Linked DNA regions of Mus musculus: region 2 is linked to region 1. A link is a loop called in an ENCODE intact Hi-C map of the cell type or tissue named here. Cell type or tissue: left cerebral cortex. All regions are shown on one strand. Each heading gives the region's core, and the rest is flanking DNA. Links, peaks and the distances in the headings are about the cores only.

Evidence for each region. Peaks named below come from ENCODE experiments on the same cell type or tissue, not always from the same donor. Only the 100,000 strongest peaks of a DNase experiment are listed, where the experiment ranks them.
Region 2: a loop joins it to region 1, with 1.8 times the contacts of the local background. A loop is called at or near these places in 2 of 42 quality-filtered maps.

What each region holds. Positions count from the first base shown.
Region 1 is chr1:153,331,118-153,334,119 of GRCm38, reverse strand. It overlaps Lamc1 (laminin, gamma 1), which reads left to right and starts at 1,334. Exons shown (of 28, transcript NM_010683.2): 1 at 1,334-1,992. The coding sequence starts at 1,581. In left cerebral cortex, for the core only: a CTCF peak has its summit at 1,932 (motif pointing left); DNase peaks (open chromatin) are centred at 1,163, 1,836 and 2,692; H3K4me3 peaks cover 2,500 bases; H3K27ac peaks cover 1,723 bases.
Region 2 is chr1:153,186,043-153,188,884 of GRCm38, reverse strand. It overlaps Lamc2 (laminin, gamma 2), which reads left to right and starts at 2,438. Exons shown (of 24, transcript NM_008485.3): 1 at 2,438-2,631; 2 at 2,784-2,842. In left cerebral cortex, for the core only: a CTCF peak has its summit at 1,506; a DNase peak (open chromatin) is centred at 2,800; H3K4me3 peaks cover 387 bases; H3K27ac peaks cover 172 bases.

The DNA of each region.
Region 1 (3,002 bases), core at 503-3,002:
CATCTTGTAGCTATCAGTATCATTATCTTAAAAAGACTACTGATCCGGAGCTTACACTTTGCTGGTCTGCTTTGCATCTTGGGTTGGGATTAGCACAGTGTGCTGCCAAGCCCGGCTCTCAGCTGGTTCATTTTTACAGCACCCTCCCTTCCCCTGTCTGCTGGTCCTATCAGCACTGCAGGTAGTTCTGATCTGAGACTAAAACGCATGATCTTTTGGCTCGGGCTCTGGGAACTGAGTCATTCTGGCACTGACAATATTCTGTGACTCAGCAGGTCCGAAGAGGAGGATGTCAGAATCCAGATAATTTCGAGTCTTTTAAAGGCAAGCTAGGACACACAAACAACAGAGTGGAAGAATTTCAAAGCAGGTCTGCGTATCCAGGGGAAAATGTCATTCCATTCCCAGCCTTCTCACTTCCTTCCTTGCCCGGTTAAATGACAGTCACATTTTAATTTAGAGCAAGGAAATCACAAAATTGACTCTGAAGCTGAGATCGAGCCCTGTGTTCCACAGGGATCCAGTCCCTTGGACACCTCGGGATCTCTCCCCTCAGCGTGGGCAGGGCTTGCCCCGGGATACAGGAGGCAATGCCCGGGACGGCTGGGGAGGGCGAGGTCACGCAGGCCACCGCACCGTTGCGCTGTGTTCAGGCTCCAGAGTCAGGTAGTGGCTGAGCTATACCGTAAGGACTGACATCTGGTTGGGCCAGGGTCCAAGTCCTCATGAAGTCAAAAACACAGATTCCGGGCCACCTCACCCACCTGCGTCTCCCTTTAAGAACCTCCTCTTAGCCTCATACCCTCCAGGGCAAGATCCTCTAAGGTACAAGACCTGGATGAGGGTTCCCAACCCACCGAAGCCCCTACCCTCCCAGCATGCACTGCCCAGCACCCCACACCCCACGCCCCGCCCTCCTTCCCTCACTCACGCTCCCTCTCCGCCCACCTTGGGCCCCTCCCTCTTACCCCCTCGCCCAGCCCACCTCTAGTCACGCCCATCCAGAAGTCCTCCCACTTGACCCCTTGCCTCTTCCATCTCGCGCCCCCCTCCCTTTTGCTGCCGGTCCCGCCCTCCTCGCACCCCACCCTCCTACTCCACCGCCCCGCCCACCTCGCGCCCGGTCCTCTGGCTCCCGCCCCTCCCATCTCGCTTCTCTGGCCCACCGCCCTCCAGGCCGCCCCCGCCGCCGCCGGGAGTCGCTGGGGAGGACGCGTAGGGCGGGGAGCAGCTCCTGGCCCGCGTGAGCTGCCGAGGAGGCCGGCCTTGGGTTTTCTCCACCGCCAGATCCCACCCCGCCGGGCAGACCCCACCCCCTTCTCCTTCCTCCTGGGGCGCGCTCTCGAGTGCGCGCTCGGAAGTCGGGGGTCGGCGCACAGTGCAGGCTGCGCACCGGGAGGTAGCGGAGGCAGCGCGATCTTGGCTCGGACGCCCACCCATCGGCTCTGCGTCCGGCTCTCGGCCTCCAGCCCGGTCCACAGCCCGGCCTCGGCCCGCAGCGGAGGATCGGCCTCGGGATACGCCGCTAGGCGAGTGCAGCGCGGCACCCCAGCCTTTGCCGAGGGCCCGCGCGCAGCGGGATGACGGGCGGCGGGCGGGCCGCGCTGGCCCTGCAGCCCCGGGGGCGGCTGTGGCCGCTGTTGGCTGTGCTGGCGGCTGTGGCGGGCTGTGTCCGGGCGGCCATGGACGAGTGCGCGGATGAGGGCGGGCGGCCGCAGCGCTGCATGCCGGAGTTTGTTAATGCCGCCTTCAATGTGACCGTGGTGGCTACCAACACGTGTGGGACTCCGCCCGAGGAGTACTGCGTGCAGACTGGGGTGACCGGAGTCACTAAGTCCTGTCACCTGTGCGACGCCGGCCAGCAGCACCTGCAACACGGGGCAGCCTTCCTGACCGACTACAACAACCAGGCCGACACCACCTGGTGGCAAAGCCAGACTATGCTGGCCGGGGTGCAGTACCCCAACTCCATCAACCTCACGCTGCACCTGGGTAAGCGATGACAGCCCCGTCCCCACTACTCGCTCACGGTCCAGCTCCGGGGCCGCATCCATGGAGCCGCTGGTCCGGCCTGAGGGGCCTGTCCAGCCGCGTGCTGACGGTCTGTTCTCCAGCGTGGGCCACACACAGAAATTCCTTTCTCCAACTTCTAAAATTCATCTCGCTTTGAACATCCGGTGAGGGCCACCATGTCCCACGCTAGCATCTCTCTCTTTTTTTCTTACTCTTTCTAGTCCAACCGGATTCTCGTTCCGTTGATTCTTTTCTATTTCAGCAGTTAGGATTTTGGACCAACACCCCCCCACCCCCTTTTGCACCCTGAGGCGCTAATGAAACACTCATCCTGGCAGGACAGGACTATCACATAGCATGCTTACATTAGAGTCTTGAAGGTCCACTTTCAAACACTTGTCTTTAAAATGTTTGTCTGTCTCCAGGGTTGAGAATGATTGCTCTTAGTTTTGATAGGGGAATTTGAGGGGAGCAAATGCCTTTGCCGCCGGTATTTCTATGTGTAATTAAAGTGGAAGTTCACTTTTAAAGTTACTGTTCTTCAGAGCTGTTCAGCCTTAATTAGGAGCTGTTTCACTGCTAATCCTAGTTGGGAGAAAACAGAAAGGTAATGAAGACACTCTCTGTAATTGAGGGCAGTTTTGTTCCGGTGTAAAAAGCTCCAAGGCTCTCCTGGATAGTCTTCCCTTTTGCTTTGATCCGAAGCAAGTGTGGAGACAAGCATGCTTTAGAATCCAGGAGAGGGCTGAAGTAGGAGACTTCATGGCAGAGCCGTGGATGAGCAAGGCTGTGATTATCTGAACGGATCAAAGTTCCTGCTTCACCTGGAGATGTTTTCTTTACTTTTGAGACAGACAAGAGAGCAGAAAAATTTTCATTGCTGTGTTCAGTTGTGCAACATTAAGTGTGAAAAACTGATTGTTGCCCTGGGATATTTGAGAGGGATATTTTGTAGGCAGATAGTCCCCTGATCGTGGTTTCAGGGTTTT
Region 2 (2,842 bases), core at 301-2,800, 150 kb after region 1:
ACCACTAATGGTTGCAACAGTGAGTATATTATTGTAGGGCATGGAATAGAGTGTGTGCCTGGGCTGTTCCTAGCTCTGTCATTAACTCATCTGCACTTCTCAACAACCCTACTAGATGTGTATTTTATCATTTTCCCCATTTTCTAGAAGAAACCATAGCTCAAAGAAACCCAAATAACTTGCCTTGATAATGACAAGTGTGGGATTTGGAATGGGGACACAGAGCCTTGGCTTTGACCCCTGGAGTCCTTTTAGATCCAGTGATGCACTGGAGAAGCCTTCTGAATAAAAGGCATGAGGCCCGAGCAGAGGACTCAAGCCCAAGGTGAGGGATTGTTTACATGGGTGAAGAATGAGATATGGAGTCCAACAGGAGAGTGCCTACTGATGGTGTAGGATCCTGCACTGTCCACAGAAATGAGGCACTGATTGATCTGGACCCAAGATGCCTGCTGCCTTCTGACTCCCTCTGCCCAAGTGACTAGTGGGTTTTTTCAGATCTAACATCTTGGGGAAATCACAAGCATTTGTGCAGAGTCCTATGTGACTTGGTTTCCTGGATGAATGCCAAGAGTCCACAGTCTTGCCCTGCTGTGATGGATGTTGGCCATACCTTGATGGCTGTTGATGACTAACCTTAGATTGCACTCAGCTCGTTCAGTATTGTGAGCTTATCTTTCTCTACGGCACTTTTTAATCTGACTATCAAAGTGCTATGAAGTGCGAAGCCAGATTGCCTGGCTTTGCATCTTGGCTTTGCCATTCTTAGCATGCTGCCTAACCTTTCCTGGCCTGTGGCATAGGGACATTGGTACTATACCTCATTTACAGGGTTCTATTGAATGTTAAAAGGACTACTATGTATGCCAGACTTATTTATGCCAGCAATAAATGACAGATAGGTCTCTTTGTTACTATTATTATCACTAAAGAGGGTAGCAGATGAAAATGAAAGCATTTGAGATATGATAGACAATGAAAATCTGTGCTAAAAAACAAATTTTGCCTTTAAGGTTTGATTTTGCAGGGCCCTATGCCCTGCTCCTCCAACACTGTGTACCTGGACTTTTCTAAAACAAGAAGTATCAATATTTTCAGTTAGTGGATGGTAGATATGCAAGGATCATAGCACTCAGAAACAAGTGTGCTCCCTCTCTCTCTCTCTCTCCCTCTCCCTCTCCCTCTCCCTCTCCCTCTCCCTCTCCCTCTCCCTCTCCCTCTCCCTCTCCCTCTCCCTCTCCCTCTCCCTCTCCCTCTCCCTCTCCCCCTCTCTCTCTGTCCACCGCATAGCTGCTACTGGAAGAAAAAAATTATAGATGCCTGCTCTCAAGGAACTGAAGTGTTAGCAGTAGCTGGGCACTGATTCTGAGTGAGAAGAATCTCCACATTATTTGGACAGAGCAGAAGAGAGTTGAGTCTAGGTTAAGAAAATTAGAATATCCATTCTGTTGCTCATTTTGCGCTAGATTTTAGAGATGTCGGCTTGTCTGCAGTACCCTATCTTGCCTCTGTTGCTCTTCAATGCTTTGTCTACTTCCTGGTTAGAACTAGGTATCTAGTTCAGACTCCATGTTCTGTACAAAGCCAGCCACATCTCTCCTGGTCAGCCTACACTGGTCACTATCACACTTAGAAATGGGAGTTCTCACACCCTTTGACAATATGTATGGATTACGTTGTTAGTTATCTTAGAGTGTTAAGCTACGGAACTATCTATGGTACAGTCATTCATTTAGTCAGTGACTAGGTATTTATTTAGGGCCTCTGCTGTCCTTACCATGAGGAAAAGAAGTGGTTATTGGTTGTAATGGATACGTTGTGTCTACATAAATACTAGTAAATCCTAAGTCTATAGCAGGATTTAAGAGCCTTCTCTGACAGTCACTTCTGCATTATTCACTGTAGGAGAAGTTCCCAGGACAGTGTGGGATAAGCCAAGATTTGCATCCCCTCCCCCACTTGGTGTTACTCACTTCAGCTAACACCGGGCTTGGCTGGCACTATCCCTCTTAACGTTATTTTCTAGCGGGGCCAGAGAGAATGTCGTGAAAAATATGCTCTGAGATGTTAAAAGACTAAGAAACCTTTTCTCTTATGAGCAGAAGGCTTGTTGAATATCAACTGTGAACTAGTTCGTAACAGTTTAATGAGTTTGCTTAATGAGTTTGCTAGTTCAAGGTTAAGGGGGTAGATAGACCCAGGAGAGCAACCTTTGGGTCACCCTGGTGTGTGTGTGTGTGTGTGTGTGTGTGTGTGTGTGTGTGTGTGTGCTTAGAAGTGAGTAAAATCAGAGGTATGTATACGTGCTGTATCTCAGAATAAAAGTTACCCTGAGAGTGAAGAGGATCGATCCTGTTGGGCCCCTCAGCCTGGTTAATTTGCCTGTGTTTTAGACTAGAGTGGAAGGGGCGTCCAACTGTGACTGGAATGGATGTCTGTGCCCTTGAGACTCCCTCGCCCCCTCCGGTTTTGAGGAAGGGGTGGCTGATATCTACAACCTGAGTTCTGCCCAGGACCACCCCGGGAGAGAACGGCTGTGTGTAGCGGGGTGCGGGTGGAGGGAGGGGATATGGCACATTCCAGAAGGATCTCTGGACCGCAGCCTCAGTACCACGCCCTCGGCGGGGCCAGGTGTGCTCCCCGGTTGCGGAGGGGGGAGCCCGGGGCCGCAGCGAGCGGGTTTACTGCTCGGCATGCGCTGAGTGTTTGTCTGCCTCGGAGGGTTGGGTCCTCCTTGTTCACAGGTGAGTCACGCCCCGAAACACCGGCTCTCTTCCTGTCAGGACTGAGTCAGGGAGAAGAGTCGATAAAACACCTGATCGAGGGAAAAGGAAGGCACAGC